2 separate regions of the Homo sapiens genome follow, and region 1 is linked to region 2. A link is a loop called in an ENCODE intact Hi-C map of the cell type or tissue named here. Cell type or tissue: ovary. All regions are shown on one strand. Each heading gives the region's core, and the rest is flanking DNA. Links, peaks and the distances in the headings are about the cores only.

Region 1 (11,039 bases), core at 1,090-9,089, 60 kb before region 2:
AATAACTTATACTGCTGGGCGCGGTGGCTCACGCCTGTAATCCCAGTACTTTGGGAGGCTGAGGCGGGTGGATCATGAGGTCAGGAGATGGAGACCATCCTGGCTAACGTGGTGAAATCCCATCTCTACTAAATGTACAAAAAATTAGCCGGGTATGGTGGCAGGCACTTGTAGTCCCAGCTACTTGGGAGGTTGAGGCAGGAGAATGGTGTGAACCCGGGAGACGGAGCTTGCAGTGAGCCGAGATCGCGCCACTGCACTCCAGCCTGGGCCACAGAGCGAGACTCCGTCTCAAAAAAATAAAAATAAAAATAAAAATAAATAAATAAATAAATAAATAACTTATACCAATCTTACTCAAACTATTTAAAAAAATAGAGGAAGGAACACTTCCAAACTTATTCTACTAGGTCAGTGTTACCCTGATACCAAAACCAGACAAAGACACATCAAAAAAACAAACAAAAACCTATAGGCCAATATCACTGATGAAAATTGATGCAAAAATCCTCAACAAGTAAACTAAATTCAGTAATACATTCAAAAGATCATTCATCTTTTAAGGAGACCAAGTAGGATTTATGCCAGGGATGCAAGGATGGTTCAAAATATGTAAATCACTCAATGTGAGACATTATATCAAAAGAATAAAGGACAAAAACCATAGAATCATTCCAATTGATGCTGAAAAAGCATTTGATAAAATTCAACATACCTTCATGATAAAAATCCTTAAAAAATCTGGGGGTAGAAGGAACACAATAAAAGCCATATATAACAGGCCCATAGGTACAATAATACTGGATGGGAAAAACATGAAAACATTTTCTTTAAGATCTGGACCACGACAAGGATGACCACTTTCACCACTGTTATTCAACATAGTACTGGAAGTCCCAGCTAGAGCAATCAGACAGGAGAAAGAAAGAAAGGGCATGCAACTTGGAAAGGAATGAGTACAATCACCTTTGTCTGCAGATGATATAATTTAATAATTGGAAAAGCCTAAAGACTGCACCAAAAAATGATTAGAACTAAGATATTCTGCAAAGTTGCAGGATACAAAATCAACATACAAAAATAGGTAGCACTTTTATATGTCAAAGGTAAGCAATCTGAAAAATAAATCAAGAAAGTAATCCCATTAACAATAGCTACAGATAAAATTAAATATCTAGGAATTAAGTTAATCAAAAAAGGAAAAGGTCTCTATCATGAAAATGAAAATACTAATGAAAAAAATCGAAGTGGACACAAAAGTGGAAAGATATTTCATCTTCATAGATTGGAAGAATAAATATTGTTAAATTGTCTATATTACCTAAAGCAATCTATAGGTTCAATGCAATTCCCAACAAAACACTAGTAACATTCTTCACAGAAATAGAAAAAAAATCAAAAAATTTATATGGAACCACAAAATACCCAGAATAACCAAAACTATCCTGTACAAAAGGAACAAAACTGGATGAAACACACTGCCTGACTTCACATTATACTACAATACTACAGTAACCAAAGCAAAATGGTACTGACATAAAAACAGACACATAGACAATGGAAACAGAATAGACAACACAGAAACAAATTCATACATCTACAGTAAACTCATTTTTCACAAAGTTGCCAAGAATATACAATGGGGAAAAAATAGCCTCTTCAATAAATGCTGCTGGGATAAATGATTATCTATAATGAGAAGAATCAAATTAGACCTCTATCTCTTGCCACATACAAAAATCAAGTGAAAATGGATTATTAAAGACTTGCCAAAACCTCAAACTATAAAACTACTAAAATAAAACTTTGGGAAAACTCTTCAGAACATTGCACAGGGCAAAAATTACCGTGCTGCGAGTAGTACCCCGCAAGCACAGGCCTCCGAACCAAAAATGGACAAATGAGATGACATCAAGCTAAAAAGCTTCCACAGCAAAGGAAACAATCAACAAAGAGAAGTGTCAACCCACAAAATGGGAAATATATTTGCAAACTATCCATCTGACAAAGGTTAATAACCAGAATACATAAGGAGCTCAAACAGCTCTATAGGAAAAAAATCTAATAATCCAATTAAAATATGGGCAAAGGATTTGAATAGACATTTCTTAAAAGAAGACACACAAAGGGCAAACAGGTATATCAAAAGGTGCTCAACATCATTGGCCATCAGAGTAATGCACATCAAAACTACAATGTGGTATTGTCTCATCCCAGTTAAAATGGCTTTTATCCAATAGTCAAGCAATAACAAATTCTGGCAAGAATGTGGAGACAAGGGAACCCTCATACACTGTTAGTGGGAATGTAAATTATTACAACCACTATAAAGAACAATTTGGAGGTTGCTCAAAAACTAAAAATACAACTATCATATGATCCAGCAGTCCCACTGTTAAGTACACCCAAAAGAAAAGAAATCAGTATATTAGAGAGATATCTGCACACCTATGTTTATTGCAGCACTATTCACAATAGCCAAGATTTGGTAGCAACCTAAGTGTCCATCAACAGATGCATGGATAAAAAAAATGTGGTAAATATAAACAATGCAGTACTATTCAGCCATAAAAACGAATGACATCCAGTCATTTGCAACAACATCGATGGAACTGGAGAGATCATTACATTAAGTGAAATAAGCCAGACACAGAAAGACAACTTCCCATGTTCTCATTTATTTGTGGGAGTTAAAAATTAAAATAATTGAACTCATGGAGACAGAGAGTAGAAGGATGATTACCAGAGGCTGGGAAGGGTAGTTGAAGGATAGGGGGTAATGACAGATAGTCAATGGGTACAAAAATATAGGATAAAAAAAGATCTAGTATTTAACAATAATTTATTGTAAATTTAAAAATAATTAAATATAACTAGATGGTTTGTAACAGAAAGAATAAATGCTTTAGGTGATAGATACCCTATTTACCCTGATGTGACTGTTATGCATTGTATGCTTATTTCAAAGTATCCCATGTACCCCATAAATATATGCACCTACTATGGACCCACAAAACTTAAATATAAAGTAAAAAAATTAATTAATGAGTGAATTGTATGGCATCTAAATTACGTCTCAATAAAGCTGTTACAAAAATCGGAAAAAAACAATAAATTTGAATAAGCAGAAATACCAAGAATGAGGAAGCACAGTGAAAAGGCTACCGTTTGCGAGCAAAAAGGCTGCCATCTCCAAGCCAAGGAGAGTTGCCCCAGAAGAAACTAAACCTGCCAACACCTTGATTTGGACATCTAGCCTCAAGAACTGTGGGAAAATAAATCTATCCTTTTTAAGCCATCCAGTCTGTGGTATTTCATTACAGGAGCCTTAGCAAACTAATATACCCAGTTTTTCTGCTTTGTTTTGTTTTTTACCCTTTAATTGTAATTCACAACGTGGATTTTTTTCTAATGTGCCCTTCAGTATTTTACTACCTGCCCCTGCGAGATTTCCTGTCTTTCAAAATCAAGTCTAGCAAAGCTGACCTAGAGCAGGGTAAGTATCTCCATGCTGAAAGACTGAGCTTTCCTACAACCTCACAATTAAGAATGCTTTCATGCTACTTAAAATTAAAGATGGCTGCTAAAACAAGAACTTGCAGGTAGCCATTTAGCAACGTTTAAAAGGTAGGCTGGAGTTCATTCAATTTTGTCTTTAGTGCAAGGCCCAAGTGTTTGGCACCTTCCTCATCAGCTTCCAAAGGAAATGTTAGGCTTTGCTGATTGCTGATTTATTTTATGTTATTTATTTATTTATTTTTGAGATGAGTCTCGCTCTGTCGCCTAGGCTGGAGTGCAGTGGTATAATCTTGGCTCACTGCAACCTCCACTTCCTGGGTTCAAGTTATTCTTGTGCCTCAGTCCCCCGAGTAGCTGGGATTACAGGGGTATGCCACCATGCCCAGCTAATTTTTGTATTTTTAGTAGAGACGGGGTTTCAGCATGTTGGCCAGGGTGGTCTCAAACTCCTGACCTCAGATGATCCATCCGCCTCAGCCTCCCAAAGTGCTGGGATTACAGGCGTGAGCCACAGCACCCAACCTGGTTGCTGATTTATTGATGACCATTTTAGGTTTCACAAATACTGCTCTTATCATTGCACAAGATTATGAACAAATATCTTGTTTTCTCTAGTCAATTCTCATGTTTAACGTTGGCTTGATGTCTTCATCTCCAAATAATCATATTTTTCCCTCTTAATTATAGAGCAAATGAACAATGAGATGGTATGACTCAATTAGATTGCTGCATTACTGAATGCAGAAAAACTCTCATGTTCTCCTATCACCTTCGTACCCACTCCACTCCAACATTCATTCACAGTTTATTTGTCCGTAGGTAAATACCAAGAAAGCTAGATTAATTAGAGCTCTTCCCTAGGTAGTTTTTGCAAACTAGACCAAGGAAAGAAAATATGTCTTGGTTGAAGGAGTTCGAGTTATGACCCTTAACAACTATGAGCAGCCACGTGCCACCAATTTGGAATAATTACTTTTACAGTGAGAGGGAATAAAGTGGATATGGGAAATAATAGCATCCAGCTCACAGGGTTGTAAGACTTAAATGGGATTATGTATGTAAAGTACTTACCACCATTCAATAGATGCTGGCAAAAACAATTAAAACTAAGAAGGGTCTCAGATTTTAGCCTGCTTGTAAGCCAACAAGCAGCCTGCCACTGTTTCATGAATGCTGGCAGAAGACATAAGACTCCTCAGCTAGAAAAAAAGGGTGTTATTACTTTTGGCACAGTGGGCAGCAAGAGCTTCAATGTAAACACTGGCCTCTAAGTCTCATGGTCATGACAGAGGCAGGCACAGGTGGATGCTGTAAGCACAATGAGTGTGTGTCACAGCTGAGAAATCCAATCTTAGGAATCTCCAATTGTTTATAACGGGCTGCCTGAAAACCTGCTCAACCTTTGCCCTGGAGGAAGGCATTATCTTTATTATACTTGACAACAAACAAACCTGTCATCTGTTCTAGGGGCAAGACCCTGTCTCTGTCTTACAAGGCTATTTGCTATACATACATCCTTGAAAAGACAGTCTGGACAAAACTGTGAATGCCTCTGGTTAAAAGAAGTGCAGGTATGAGAGACCCATGGAGAATTCTCTTTGAACAATAATTAATAGATATTTAGAATTGAGAGCACTGAGATATTTATTGAGCATTAGTAAATAAAGAAACATGGATTTAGAAGCTAAATTGCTGGTAATATTATGTAATCTTTGATTTAATAGATGAGAAGCCTTGTCCTGGGTAAGGAAATTAATTTAGCTTTAGCATAGAGAATATGAGTTATCTATAGCACATACAATGAAAATATTCAATGAGAAACTGGAAATTGATTCAGATGATAGAAAAATATTAAAATCTGGTTATACCAACATTGCAATCATACTTACAAAAAGGTCAACTAGTACTTTCTTTTCCTCATTATGATGACTTTCAAGCTCAGGGGTCAACAAATCAGCCCATAGGTTAAATTCTGTTCACTACCTGTTTTTGTATAAAGTTGCATTGAAACACAGCCACACTCCATCCTGATATTTTTGTTTAAATCTTAGATTCAAAGGATACATGTATAGGTTTGTTACATGGATATGTTGCATAATGCTGAGGTTTGGGCTTCAGTTGAACTCATCACCCAATTAGTGAACACAGTACCCAATAGATAGTTTATCAACCATTGCCCCCTCCCTCCCTTTCCCCTTAGGCATCCCTAGTGTCTCTCTGTTTCCATCCTTATGGGCACTTAGGTAGATGCCATGTCTTTTCTATTGTGAATGGCACAACACACCCTTTCATTTATATATTGTCTGTGGCTGCATTCATACTACAATGGTAAAGTTTGATAGTAGCAACAGAAATGACTCACAAAGCCAAAAATATTTACTATCTAATTCTTTACAGAAAAAGCTGGCTGCCCTCTGTTCTAAACTCTTAAATTTGTGGATCAGCTCATGGAATCAACTTAAGTGTCCATAACGGATGGATTGGATAAAGAAAATGTGGTACATATGCACCATGGAATACTACACAGACATTAAAAAAAATCACGTCCTTGTCAGCAACATGGATGCAGCTGGAGGTCATTATCCTAAGTGAATCAACACAGAAACAGAACATCAAACACTGCATTTTCTCGTAAGTGGAAGCTGAACTGTGGGTACACAGGAACATAAAGATGAAAATAATAGACACTGGGGGCTCTAAAAGTGGGGAGAGAAAGAGGAGGACAAGGGTTGAAAAACTACCTATTGAGTATCTATGTTCACTCTTTGGGTGATGGGTTCACCAGAATCCCAAATGCCAGCATTATGCAATACACCCATGCAATAAACCTGCACATGTACCCCTGAATTTGTAATAAAAATTTGAACATCATCAGTCCTTCTTTCCAAAGTTTTATATTATAAAACCATATCTACTTTTTCTCTGAGGCTACTTTGCATTTACCTAGTTGTATTTTCCCCAAGTAATTATAATCCAGAGAAAGAATGAGTTAAATGCTATATCAGTGGTATACATTGCAATGATAGAACCAAGAAAGAAAAAAAAATTAAAAAATAGAAACTCACATGGGAAAATTTTGGAATGTCCTCCCAGAAGATGTGGTTTAAGGAGGGCCTTTAAGGACGGTTAAAACACTGACACACAAAACTTCATCACTGGTGAGGAAATTACACAAGTAAAGAAAGGAAAGGAGTTTGTGGCAAACAAGGATACATAGATCAGGGAACCAACCAAGGTTAGGTCAAAGCAATAGGATACAAACACACTATTTTTCATATTGTTTTGTGATTCAAGTTCTGTAACTGCTTAAAAGTCTGGGACATGTGTGCATTATGCAGAATGAGAAGGAAAAGTTAGAGTCAGCAAAAAGAAGGCCAAGATAACCTGCTGTGACAAGCAAAGCAAATGAGAAGCTTGTTGGACAAAAATAGATTCTATAATCCAATGCCTTTTCCTGATTGTTGACAGAGGCAGAGTAGATGTGCATAATATGGAGCATTTGTCAAGGTGATGTCAAAAGATGATGCTTCCCACCTGGGAACTTAGTTTAGGATTATGACTTACAAAGCGCAAGTAAAGTCATGAATGCAGAGATCATTGCAAAAAAAAAAAAAAAATCTGTCATTAAAAGTCTTTATATAATCTAATTATATAAATTTGGAATACATATTGAAAAGCTATCTTAAAAAGAGGTTGTTTTGAAGTTTTATATCATGTTTGTAAAAATAATTTGAGGTAAAAAGTGTCTTCTAGTTGCATCAGGCTATGACAAGTCATGATTTCATTAACTCTGTAGTTTACCATAACAGTCTAGTTGTATGGTTGTTAAGGGCATTGAAAATTATGTATTAATATTTAATTCCCTTTTTAAATATTTGTGTGGTTCTCTTATACCACTTCCATATGTGGTGGCTATGAATTTCAGTCCATAAACATGAGGGCTCAGGAAATAGCACTTTATTTGCTGTAACAAGTTTTATATGTATGTATGTAACAAGCTCAGTTTTATTTCTGAGCTGAAGTTGATTTTTCCTCAGTCACTTATTTTTTCTTCCATCCCCAAGACCATTCCATGGTTTCAGTATCTTCAGTTAATGTCAAGGTATTGTGGGAGGGGGCACTGTCTGGACATCAATCATTTTTCTTCACAGACAACTCTTATTCTTTACATGGCTGCTTCAGTTCTGTCAATTCCCTTTAGCTTCCATGCCTTGACTGAGGCCCAGCAACTCTTCTCTTTTTTTGAGATCCTGCAAGAAAAGATGACCCTCTGTTGCCCTGGCTGGAGTGCAGTGGTGTGAACACAACTCACTGGAGCCTCAATCTCCTGGGCTCAAGCTATTCTCCTGCCTCAGGTTCCTGAGTAGCTGGGACCACAGGTACATGCCACCATGCACAACCAATTTTTAAAATGTTTTGTAGAGACAGGGTCTCACTATGTTCCCTAGGCTGGTCTCAAACTCCTGGGCTCAAGTGATACTCCCACCTCAGCCTGCCAAAGTGCTGGGATTATAGGTGTGAGCCACCATGCCCAGGCTCCAGTAACTTTTTTAACGGCTGTCTTCGATTCTTCTTACTAGAATCACCATGCAGCCAGTTCTCTTTACGATTTGTTTATCTTACTCCCTCCACAGAGGCACTTACTAGGAAAGAGAAGATCATCTCTACTCAGGATTTACCATCCACTTTACCTCCTTGCTAAGGTAATTTCTTTTATGAGTCTCTTTGTTAGTCAATTTGTGTTACTATAAAGAAACACCCAAGACTGGGCAATTCATAAAGAAAAGAGGTTTGTTTTAGCTCACGCTTCTGAAGGCTGTTAGGAAGCATGGTGCTGGCATCTGTTTCCAGTGAGTCCTCAGGAAGCTTACAATCATGGTGGAAGGGGAAGTGGGAGCAGGCACATCACATGGCAAGAGAGAGAGCGTGTAGGTGCCAGGCTATTTTAAATGACTAACTCTCACGTGAATATCTGTGAACTGACAATGAGAACTCACTCATTACCAGGGGAAGAGCCCCAAGCCACTAATGAAGGCTATGCCTTCACGATCCATACATCTCCACCAGGCCTCACCTCCAACACTGGGGATCACATTTCAACATGAGATTTGGAGAAAACACACATCGAAACCATATTAGTAGGTAAGAAAAATGCCCCTTCAAAATGCTCTAGCTAGCTCCTTCTCAATCCCTTTCCTGTGGAAAGTCAACTGCTCAGTAGTATGAGTCAGTGACTTTGGAGCTAGGAAGGAACTTGGTCACCATAACCAGCATGTTTTACAAGACTGACACCAACAAACCTCTTCAAATTTTCGAATTAGTTGAAGACAAGAAGATTTAGCAAATAAGTGAGTGAATTCAGAATAATAGAAATTGGGTGTCTACTGTTGAATAAAGAAGGTAAAAATACTTAAGGGAGAATGGCTGGAGTAAATTTGAGGTATCAGTGTGAACTTAATGATTTTCAATATAAATATAGATACATAGATATATGTGTATGTGAGTTTGTATATGCACACACATAATTTTCTAGCTATCCTGTAAGGAGTCCTGAAAGCAATGGCACACTGGCAGTAATTAGCACAAACCAAGTCCCCAGATTTTGGGTTCTATATTCATTCTCCAATAAAAGAAACCTGATTCTTTGAGAAATGGCTGATTTCAGGGCATGGGTTAGAAAACAAATGAGATAAATCTAGAGCATTCTATCATGGCAAAATGTAAGAAAGCTTATTCAAAGATTAATGGGGACATTTTAAAAGAACAAAAAAAGTTGAGTTGAAGGGAACCCACTGATTAAACCTGCAAAAATTTTAGCATCAAAATAATGATAATAACATATTGTAACCTCTTGAATAAAGTAGGAATAGAAAATAAGCTCCTGCCTTATAGTAGAATGCCAACTAACAAATATAGAAGGGAGGATGGAATTAGAAAAGCACCGCTTGGCAATAATCTTAGAAATCATTGATTCAGAAAAGGATTATCAATGGATGCTAAAATTAGTAGATGAGTATTTGATGAGGAACAGGCTATTTACATAGTCTGAAAGTATGTTTCCACAAAATACTTTTATTTACTTGTTATTTAATAAGTTTGAGATACTTATTAATTAACATTAAAATGAAGAAAATCTGACAGATTATTTTAAACAAATGGTAAATGATATCATCAATAGTCCAAATATTTATGCCTTCTATTAGGATGGACTAAGAACAGTGCATTATTTTTGTGGTATTCCTGCCAAAAACATGCATAACTGAAAATAAATTATAAGAAAACACCACAGAAAATCTGTATCTTTTTTAAAAGTCAAGGCCATGATACATGAAGAAAGATTTCAAAAGTCTAAGAGGTATGGCCTTTAAATGCAATGTGTGCTCCTGAATTGGTTCATTGACCAAAAAAGAAATGAAGAAAAGGGGAAACAATTTATTTTACTCTATAATGGGCACTATAAGGAAAACTGGGAAAATCTGAAGTTCTGGGAATTAGACAACAGTATTGCATTAACGTTAATTTTCTTATTTTGTTGGGTGTATTAGGGTTATAAAGAAGAATTCCTTTGCTTTTAGGAAACAGAAAATTTCAGGAATTTGGGCCGTCATGTCTGCAACTTGTAAACAGCTCAAAACAGAAAAAGAGAGAGAAGAAAAATGTACAATGTTAAAAATTGTGGAATCTGGACAAAGTTTGTAGAGTTCTTTGCACTGTTCTTACAACTATTCTGAAAGTTCAAAATTAAAATTTAACCCAAAAATACTATTGATATATCTTAAAATTCAAACTCTATTTTACTTCCTCACTGTTTGTAATTCTGTTAAGGCCATAAGGGTTTGTAAAATAAATGCCAGAAAAGCTTGCAGACAACTTTTACTTTCTACTCTTCCACATATCTCTTTTAAACAAATTTTTGTCAAAATTTTGTGAGTACATAGTAGGTATATGTATTTATGGGTACATGAGATGTTTTGATACAGGCATGCAATGTGAAATAAGCACATCATGGAGAATGGGGTATCCATCCCACATGCGTTTCTTCTTTGAGTTACAAACAATCTAATTACATTCTTTAAGTTATTAAAACATATACAATTAAGTTATTATTGACTATAATCACCCTATTGTGCTATCAAATAGTAGGTCTTATTCATTCTTTCCATTTTTTTGTACCCATTTACCATGCCTCCCCCCAACCTCCAACTACCTTTTTCCTCACCTCTGGTAACCATCCTATTCTCTATGCCCATGAGTTCAATTAATTTGATTTTTAAATCCCACAAATTAGTGATAACATGTGATGTTTGTCTTTCTGTGCCTGGCTTATTTCACTCAACATAATAATCTCCAGTTCCATCCATGCTGTGGCAAATGACTGGATGTCATTTTTTACTGCTGAATAATACTACATTGTTCATATTTACCACAATTTGACACTTAGGTTACTCCCAAATCTTAGTTATTGTAAACAGTGCTGCAGTAAACACAGGTGTGAATTTATCTCTTCAATATACTTATTT
Region 2 (11,039 bases), core at 1,030-9,029:
TCCAATCTACTGTCATAAAGTTATTGTCCTTAAAGCAAAAAATGGTCTTAAACTTTGAGTCATAATATAGATTGGCCACTGGAGAAACTGCATCTAATCCAATGCAGGTTGAGAAATGACATCCCCAAAGGATACTTGAGGTTTTGTTTGCTACAACCAAAAGGGAAGAAGGAAGGAAGGAAGGAAGGAAGGAAGGAAGGAAGGAAGGAAGGAAGGAAGGAGGGAAAGAAAGAAAGAAAGAAAGAAAGAAAGAAAGAAAGAAAGAAAGAAAGAAAGAAAGAAAGAAAGAAAGAAAGAAAGGAGGGAAGGGGAGGGGATGGGAGGGGAGGGAAGGGAAGGGAAGAAGGGAGGAAGGGAGGGAGGGAAATGAAGAACAGCTTCAAGAGCAAAAGCAAAAAGAAAACTTTGCCCTAGGTCTGAACAGAGCAAGCTGTGAACATCTTGGTAACTCATGAAGTAAGCAGATGTGACATTATACTTCTGTCAAGAAAATTTTGGCTAACAAGAAGTGCTTTTAGCTGCCCAAGGTCACACACCTAGCAAATGGTGGAGTTAGAATTCAAACATAATTGTGATTCACTCTGGTCTGTAATCACAGTATTCCCTCACAATGGCCAACACATGAGAATTTTAAACCAATAATGAGAAATGGAACCATAAGAAATAGAGAACAATAGAAATATGTAGCAAAACCAAAGTTACTTAACATACATTAGCACAATCAATTTAATTAGAAAAGGAAAATATTATAGCATAAATATTATTCTAATGAAGAAATTTGCATAGGAATGAAATTTTGATGAAGCTCCTTAATTTAACATGAGAGAAAATGATATGAATGAAATAAATAGGCAAATACTCTTGTGTAGCAGGTTGGGAAGAGCTAAGTTCTGTTGCCTGTGAGATAGATCTGTATTATAGGCCATTTTTGTTATATCCAAGCTTTACTGGACATATTCACTGTAGTTTGGGGAATATGAAAGAACACTGGACTCAGGTTCTGACCTCTAACTTGTTATAAGATCTATAACAAATTATTTCAAGAAATGTGTTGACCTGAGGTATCTCACTTATAAAAATGAGGGCGGTAGCTAGATAAGTTAGTATCACATATTGTTTTGTTACCGAATTCCTTTTTTCAAGTGAATTCTTAGGTTGATTTCAAATAAGTAATGCTAATGAAATTTCAGCAGAATAAATATGAAAAACTAAAAACTTCCTTCTCCTCTGAGCTCTTAGATTTATATTTTAGAGCATGTACAGCCTTAAAACATGGGAAAATGATACTGAACTGAAATATATTTTAGCATTTTTCATACTGTATTCCTAATGTCATAACTCTTGAAAGTGATGTTTAAAAAAGAATTCTCTGGTTAATAATATCATTAAATAATGAATACCGCATCTCCCTTTTTGAGCGTTACAATACATACATCAAGTTAAGAAATCAATCAAGTTCTGTAGAAAAGAAATCTGTTAAATTTGTTTATTTTCATGTATCGTAAATGACCTTGAGTCACTTTTTTTCACATAAAGTGAATGTACCAAGAAGAATCATGGTTTTTAATATGAATTACAAGCTTATGAACTCCAAGGACCCTAGTTTAAACATCTCAGCCTTCTTTCAGGTTCTCAAATGGTACTTACTGTAGTAATAGCAACTCAATGAATATTACTTCCATAAAGTTGAATTCCATAAGCACAGATTTAACTGAGAATAAACCATGGAATATCTAAAGTACCTTTTCAAAAAAGATAAAGTGATTATACAAAGCATATATAAAGCTTGTCAAGGAAAATAAATCTGAGATAATGTAAATATACATCCAAAATAGGAAAAAAAACCTAGAAAATTTTTAATCTTCCTTTTACTCATTGACTTCAAACTACCTAAAATTTCCTTTTATTGATCCATTTTCTCTCCACTTGTCAGCTTGTCCATTAGTCAATGACAGAAGAGAAAAAAAAAAGATGAGAAAGAGGAAATGTTAGAATCTTAGAAGCTGTTCCATCTCTATCCAGCTCGTCTGCCAGTCCTGGTCATTCACATAGGCAGTCCTCACTAGCCCTTACCCGGGCTTCCATAAAAAGAGCTTCTCTTCATTGAGAGCTAGTGCCTTTGGTACAGCTCCTCTAATAAGATAAAGAGTGTGGTCTGAGACTGATTTTCCACTGAAATGTGGATTGATGTTCTTTAAGTCCCTTTCGCACTAAGTCCCTTTTGCACTAAGATTATCTTCATCGTCTATATGCACCTCTAAGTAGAAACAAAAGAGTAATGTCAAATAGGAAAGAATAATATTCACTCATCTCTACAAATGGCCAATAAAAGCCAAAATACATAGATAGATATGATTGTGTTTGTTTTAGGAATGGAGAATAAAGGAAAATAGTTAACACTGTATTTTTGTATAATGAACAAACACTTTACTTCTAAGCCATAGATAATGGTTGTGAATAAAAGAAGTGAGTAATGGAAGGAAGGAAGGAAGGGAGACAGGGAAGGAAAGATAAAGAAAGGAAGAAAGAAAGAAAAGCAAAGAAAATAAATTAAGGACAGTAGGAACACCAAAAAGTAAGATTTTTATCACTATCTCCTCAGTGCTCAAATCCCTAAATTGGCCATAGGACCTACAATAATTCATTTAGGAAGATTTTCCATTCCTCTTTCCAAAGGATAGGAGGGTTGAGGAGGATACTTCTGTTATTCCATCACAGTAAAAGAAGATGAATTACTGCCACCCAAAATTGAAAATGCATGATTGATTTTTCATAGAAACTTCTTAGTATGCAGTGTTAGGTTTGTAGCATTATTGACACAGCATGCTACTTTGTATGCAATGTAATTAGTGAGCTGACCTTGGGATGGAAACTCAAGCTGCAACACGATGCTTGTCCTTTTGGAATACAGGCTGATCATGAAATGGAGATTATCTGCACTTATTTTCAGGAAAGAAAGGGACTGTAGTGAGGTTTCTCTAATCCAGAATAGTTTAAACATAGAAAATGTTTCAGAGGAAGGCAATCAAAATGATGAATGAGCGAGAGTATTTTATTTATGTGAAAATATAAATGAGGCATAAATTATACAAAAGAAACTTGCTGAGATAAAAAACAACTTTGGAAAATTGTGTGATGGTCCACAGAATGTAGAAAGCACAAACATCAAGGCTAGAGAAATAATTTACTAGGTTTCAAGGGTTACTAGTACAAATAATGAGAATAATTAAAAAGTAAAACAAGAGCTGCCTCCTCTATTTAAAAAGTAGCTGAAAAACTACACTAACTTGAATGTGGTCTAGGATCCAAAGCAGAAGTCTTAGGAGTAGAGTCTAACATTATATAATACTCATGTTAAAGGAGGCAAAACTGCCTACCTAGGGACCAATAACAATTCATCTACATTTCCTAGATACGTTTTTTTGACTCATCAGCATCATATTCTTTTATGAATAATAAGTTCAACTAATTTGTTATCAATTCTTTCCACTATTGGAAAAGTCTGTTGGATATATTAATGTTGGAATGACAAGCAGCTTGTGCTCTTCTCTGGGCATCTAAAAATATCGCCAGATGCATTGTGAGCAATTTAAAAGCCATAATTAGCTTACTTCCAATGATAAATGAATAACAGCTCCACGTACCCTTAAGAGTCTCCAATGTTGTTCATTAGAAATATGTGAAGAGCCACATACGTAATTTTAAATTTCTTGGTAGCTACATTTTAAAAAGTAAAACAAACAGGTAAGATTTATTTTAATAATACATTTAATTTAACCCAATATATGGAAAATATTATAGTTACAATTTGTGGCACTAGCCATATTTTAAGTCCCCAATAGGTACATGTAGCCAATTACTTTATTGTACAGCAAAGAAACTAAGAGAACAGTAGAGGCATAATTCTGGGGAGAAAAAAAAGCATAGGTCAGTGAAAAGGCATTTTTTTTTTAACTTAAGGTAGTGCACGTAATGATTGGATTGTGCTCTCTGTAAGTGACTTCACTGAGAAGGGAAAGGACTCGGCACTGTGTATGAGCTGAGGTGAGAACATCATCAAAATAAGAATGAACCTCTTTTTGTGATGAGGAAATAGAGCAATTTGGTAATAAAATGATTTTCTTTATATCCCCTCTCAGAATCAATAAAAATATATCAAAACATAATTTTAAAAATCTTCATAGTTGGCAACTGCAATGATATTAAAATGTTGTCACAAGAAAAACATGTTGTGATGAAAGTTATACATAAAATGATCAAGAAAAACACTTAAATTTAGCACTTAAAAACATTTTGAGGACAGTTAAAGATGCCCAGATTCAGAGTACCACTTACAGATCATCATCCAGAAATATGCCAACAATATGTTCCTTTGTTCACCAAAAATATCCTTAGTATTTACTATATACACGGAGCTTTTCTAGCCCGGGGTACAATAGAAACAAAAATAGGTAAAATCCATGCTCGATAAGAGCAAATATTCTAAGGTACCTACGTAAATTCATTTGTCTACCAAAGCTTTGTTAAATGGCTTCTAAAGAACTTTCTTCATTCTTTACCAACTAATATGATCTAGAGTTTGGTATTATAAGGAAACATATTCAATCTGATTGCCAAACTCAAGAAGTCTGGAATCTGTTTTATCTATCTCTGCATCTGCCTCAGTACATATCAGACTGCCTTATACATTATTTAATGATGGTATTGAGTTGAATCAAACTGAATTAAATCAAATTGAATTTAATTGAATAAAATAGAAGCCACTGCATTGTTAAAAGTACCAATTCATAAACTAGAAATACCACCATTAAAAATGAATACCAAAACCAGATAAAGACTATTCTAGGGAAAGAAAAGTACAAACCAATATCTTTCATTAGCAGAGATGCAAAAATAATCAAGAGACTATTAGCAAATTAAATCCAATGATATATAAAATGAATCACACACCATGACTAAGTAAGATTTATCACAGGTATATAAAATGGGCACTACGTGTCATAATCAATTAATGTAAACAATCATATAAACAGGCTACAGAAGAAAATAAATATGATTACATCAGTTGATTCAGAGAAAAGATTGATGCATCCTGGCATCCAAAATCAATTCATGGTAAAAACTCTCAGCAAACTAGGAAGATAGGGGAACTTTCTCAACGTGATAAAGAACATCTATAAAGAACCTACAGCTAACATCATACTCAATGATGAGAAACCAGATGCATTTCCACTTGGAACAGCTTCTCTTTAACATTGTGCTAGAAGTCCTAGCTAACACAAAAAGAAAAAAAGTAAAAGTAAAATGTATACAGACAGTGAAACAAGAAATAAAATTGTCTCTGTTTAGAGATTACATAATTATCTATGTATTAAACTCCAAAGAATCAACAAAAATCCCCAGGAGCAAGCAAATGAATATAGTAAGAATGCAGGATACAAGGTTAATATACAAAGTCATTTGCTTTTCTACATACCAACAATGAACAATAGGAATTTTAAATGAAAAATATGATACCATTTACATTGGCACCAAAGCCAATAAATCACTCAGGCATAAATCTAATAAAATATATACAGGATCTATACAAGAAAAACTACAAACCTTTCATCAAAAACACCAAGGAATATCTGAAAAAATAGAGATATTCCATACTCATGTATACTTAATCACTAGATTAAGGCAATCCCAATCAAAATTTCAAGTTACCTTGCAGATATCAACAAACTAATTCCAAAGTTTATATGAAAAAGATGAAAGACCCAGAATACCCAACACTATGTTGAAGGAGAACAAATTAGCAAACAAACTCTATCTGACATCAAGACTAAGCATAAGCTACTGTAATCCAGACAGTATAATATTGGCAGTAGACACGTAGATTAGAATAAAGAACCCAAAAAACATAGCTAACTGATCTTTGACAAAGGAACAAAATCAGTTACATGAAGAAAAAGATAGTCTTTTCAACAAATGGTCCTGGAACAACTGGACATCCATATGAAAACAAAATCTAGATATGAAACTTAACTGCTTTCACAAAAATTACCTTAAAATAGATTGCAAACTAAATGTAAAATGCAAAACTATAAAATTTTCGAAGATAATATAAGAGAAAATCATGACAATCTTTGATGATGAGTTTCTATATACAATATCAAATGCATAAATTACAGAAAAAATTCAAAGTTGACTTTGTTAAAATTGAAAACTGCTCTGTGAAAGACATTATTAATAGAATAAAATTACAAGCCACATACTGTGAGAAAATTATCACAAAACACATATCTGATAGAGGGCTTGTATTCAAAATATAAAAAGAACTCTTAAAACTCAACAATAAGAACTCAAACAATTCAATAAAAAGTGGTCAAATAACCTGAATATATTGACAAATGGGATGGGATTAAAGAGCTTCTGCACAGCAAAAGAAACTATCATCAGAGCAAACAGGCAACCTAGAGAGTGAGAGAAAAGTTTTGCAATCTACCCATCTGACAAAGGTCTAATATCCAGAATTTACAAGGAACTTAAACAAATTTACAAGAAAAAAAAAACCCTATTGAAAAGTGAGCAAAGGATATGAACAGACACTTTTCAAAAGAAGGCATTTACGTGGCCAAAACACATATGAAAAAAAAGCTCAACGTCACTGTCATTAGAGAAATGCAAATCAAAATCCACAATGAGATACCATCTCATGCCAGTCAGAGTGGCAATTATTAAAAAGTCAAGAAACAATAGATGCTGGAGAGGCTGTGGAGAAATAAGGACACTTTTACACTGTTGGTGGGAATGTAAATTAGTTCAACCATCGTGGAAGATAGCATGGTGATTCCTCAAGAATCTAGAACCAGAAATACCATTTGACCCGCAGTCCCATTACTGGGTATATACCCAAAGGAATATAAATCATTCTACTATAAAGACACATGCACATGTATGTTTATTGCAGCACTATTTACAATAGTAAAGACATGGAACCGACCCAAATGCCCATCAATGATAGAGTGGATAAAGAAAATGTGGTACATATATACCATGGAATACTATGCAGCCAAAAAAGGAATGAGATCATGTCCTTTGCAGGGACATGGATGAAGCTGGAAGCCATCATCCTAAGCAAACTAACACAGGAACAGAAAACCAAACATCGCATATTCTCACTCATAGGTGGAAATTAAACAATGAGAACACATGGTGGGAAAAAACACACACCAGGGCCTATTGGGGGGTTGGGAGCAAGGGGAGAAAACACAGATTATGGGTCAATAGGTGCAGCAAACCACCATGGCACATGTATATCTATACAACAAACCTGCACATTCTGCACATGCATCCTGGAACTTAAAGTAAAATAAAATAAAATAAAAACAATAAGAACTCAAACAATCCAATAAAAAATGGTCAAATGGCCTGAACATACACCTCATCAAAAAAGACATACAAATGGCAAATAACCATATGAAAAGATGTGCAACATCATTTTTCATTAAATAATTGCAAATTAAACAAAGAGATACCACTATACACCTATTAGAGTGACTAAAATCCAAAAATTTGACAATAACAAATACTGGCAATGAAGCACAGCAAAAGAAACTCTCATTCATTTCTGGTGGGAATGCAAGATGGTACAGCCACTTTGGAAGACAGTTTGGCACATTCTTACAAAGCTAAACATAGTCTTACCATATGATCAGGCTCCTAGTTATTTACCCAATTCACTTGAAAACTTATGTGCACAAAAATACCTGTACTCAAATGTTTATAACAGCTTTACTTATAACTACCCAAAGTGGAACCAACCAAGATGTTTTTCAATAAGTGAATGGATAAGCAAACTAGGACATCCAAATAGTGGAACAGGATTCAGTGATAAAAGGAAATGATCTCTCAAGCCACAAAAAGGTAGGTCATGCTTAAATGCAAGCTACATTTAAATGCATGTGAATGCATATTGCAAGTAACAGAAGCTAGCCTGAAAATGCTACATGTTGTGTGATTTCAATTATATCATATTCTGGCAAGGGCAAACTATAGAGACAAAAAATATCACTGGTTGCCAGAGGTTAGGGCATGAAGGCAAGAGAGGGAGGAATGAATAGGTGAAGCACAGTGCTCAAAACATACACACATACACGCACACACACACAAACTCACAATGATTAGGGTATGTCAAAGTGCCACAGGAGCCAACTGAAAGAGCTCCCAATGCCCAAAGATGGGGCAATTGGAGCAACAAAATAAAATAGTATTGGATAAAATAAATATCCACAAGTCCTTATGGATATAAATAATTAAATAAACTAATAAATGGGAGAGAAGAAACAAATCTATCCAGAAGAATTCCAAATAACTTATTTAGACCTTTCACCCTAAAATAGGGGAAGCATAACTCCCAGATCCTTAAGTCTTGGAAGCACATAGTAACTTTCTTCCAAAGAATACAGTATGGAAGAAAGGGGTAAGAAAAACAGTGAAGAAACCTGACAAACACTACATCAGCCATCAAAATCAACATCAATACTCATAAATGCTGTAAATCGTACATACCCTGGATGTAATGTGATTAAAAATTATACTTTGCCTTTGTGATCTTTCTCCACAAAAACCATAACTCTAGTCCAATAGTGAGAAAAACATGAAATTCTAATAGAAAGGCACCCCAACAATGTATCTGACCAGCACTTCCCAAAACTATCAAGGTCATCAAAAAAAGGGAAAGCATGATAAATCATCACAGCCAAAAGGGGACTAAGGACTCAGGACCCTAGAGTAGAAAATAAACATTAGGTAAAAACTAAAAAAAAAATCAGAATAAATTATGGACGTCAGTTAATAATATATCAATATTGGTTCATTAATTTTAACAAACTGTGCTAATGTACGATGTTAGCAATAAGGAAAACTGTGTGTGAGATTGAAGCATAGAGGGAGGATATATGCAAATTCTCCCTACTATCTGCTCCATCTTTCTGTAAATTTAAAACTTTTATAAAAAATAAAATCAATTAGCCAGGCTCAGTGGCTCATGCCTGTAATCCCAGAGCTTTGGGAGGCATAGGCAGGTTGATCACCTGAGGTCAGGAGTTCGAGACCAACCTGATGAACATGGCAAAACCACATCTCTACTAAAAATACAAAAAATTAGCCGGGTGTGGTGGCTCATACCTGTAAACCCAGCTACCTGGGAGGCTGAGGCAGGAGAATCACTTGAATCCGAGAGGTAGAAGTTGCAGTGAGCTGAGATCACGCCATTGCACTCCAGCCTGGGCCACAAGAGTGAAATTCTGTCTCAAAAAATAATAAATAAATAAATAAAATAAAGTCAATTAATAAAATCAATATTCTGACAAGCCCATGATATAGTTTAATATAAGTAAGATCAATTTTTGGACTCCATATAACTGAGAGCCATTCTAGGGATCTTAATGATGTCCACAAAAATGCAGTGCCAAGACGATCCAGCCTAAAAGAACTTGCCATCCTTACTCATTTATTATAAAATCTACAATACTACAGTTTTCTGTGATACCAGTGCTTGTCAGAATATGAAGTACTTACATCTCCATCTTAGTCCTGCAACCTAATCTAGTAATTACCCTAATTCTTTCTTGTCATTCATTCACAGCTAATCTTGAAAGATTTCTCTCTCACAATGGCATTTTCCATTCATTCTTCAATCCATAATAATCTGGGTTCTGCCCCAATTCACTCCCAAGGTCAATAATGGCCTACCTATTGCCAAAATCAATGGTCACTCACCCATTATCTTATTTTACTTTTCAGAAGTGTTAGACACATTATTTATTCCTTCCTTTTTTAACACGTGCTTCTTTTGTATTCATCACATCTTGGGGGGTGTGTGTGTGTTTGTGTGTGTGTGTGTGTGTGTAACTAAGAGGGGGAAGAGAGAGAGAGAGAGAGAGATTCCTGTTCTGTCTTTAAACATTATTGTCCATAAAGTGCAGTTTAGCAAGTTTTTTACTCTGTTAGTCTCTCCATGTGACCACCTTAATTCCTATCACTTTAGTAACTACTATATGTTAATGTATCCCAAATTTTTATCTCCCATCCAGAGCTCTTTCATGAGAGTGAGAAGATGTCTTCCTACTTACAATGGCATTTTCACTTGACAGCCCTACTCACATATCAAAATCAACATGTCCCAGAATATCCTATCATCCCTGTCATTCAAAACTGCTTATACACTTATATTCTATATGTTAGTATATGGTATGCCTATTGTTTACTCAAGACAATAGCATAGTTGTTAAAATCAGTTCATCCTTACTTCAAATATAAAATCATCCCTTAATTATTTTCAATTGTCTGTTAATTTTTAAAAATCCATCAATTTCTATCTGTCCTATAATTTTCATTCTCATTTAAGCCATCATCGCTTGCCTAGTTTCCCACAACAGCCTCACACCAGTCTCCACACCTCCTTGCTTCTTCCTTCAAATCTGTTCTTCAGTCTCTCTCATCATTCCCCAATTCAAAGCACTGTATTAACTCCTCTTCGTTATTTGTTTGAGGTTTAAATGATATCATTTTGCATATAGGGCTTTTCATAATTAGGATCCTGGATAACCCTCCAGTCTACTTTTCTCCTTCCTTCCCTCCTTCTACTTCACATTATGCTAAACTGCTTTTAGTTCCTCCAATGTCTATGCTGCTGCATATTTCTCTACCCAACTCTCATTGTCAATCTAACTTCAGAGTTTTGCCTAAATAGACCTTCCTTCAGGATGCCTTCTCTAAATTCACAAATCTCAAGTAGTTGCCTCTCTATATATTACCACACCCTCTCCTTCTCTCTCTCTTTCTCTCTCTCTCTCTCCCCCCCACCATCTCTCTCTCTCTCTCATTTCTAAATTTCCTGACTGCTTACCCATACTGCTAATTAAACTCCAAGCACTATGAAGTTAGTGAGAATATCTAAATTATTATTATCTCCCCAAGAATATCTAGGACAATGACTGACACAGTAATATTTGATAGATGGATTGATTGATCGATTGAAGGAAAGATGG

Evidence for each region. Peaks named below come from ENCODE experiments on the same cell type or tissue, not always from the same donor. Only the 100,000 strongest peaks of a DNase experiment are listed, where the experiment ranks them.
Region 1: it touches region 2 in a loop (4-fold over the local background); 2 of 110 quality-filtered maps call a loop at or near these places.

The regions. Positions count from the first base shown.
Region 1 is chr21:16,950,143-16,961,181 of GRCh38, forward strand. No RefSeq gene overlaps it. Among named protein-coding and RNA genes, the nearest start is that of MIR125B2, 370 kb to the left of the region's middle. In ovary, for the core only: no CTCF peak of the experiment used is centred there; no DNase peak of the experiment used is centred there; H3K27ac peaks cover 261 bases.
Region 2 is chr21:17,010,518-17,021,556 of GRCh38, forward strand. It overlaps LOC105372740 (a long non-coding RNA gene), which reads right to left and starts at 4,911. Exons shown (of 2, transcript XR_001755096.1): 1 at 3,645-4,911. In ovary, for the core only: no CTCF peak of the experiment used is centred there; no DNase peak of the experiment used is centred there.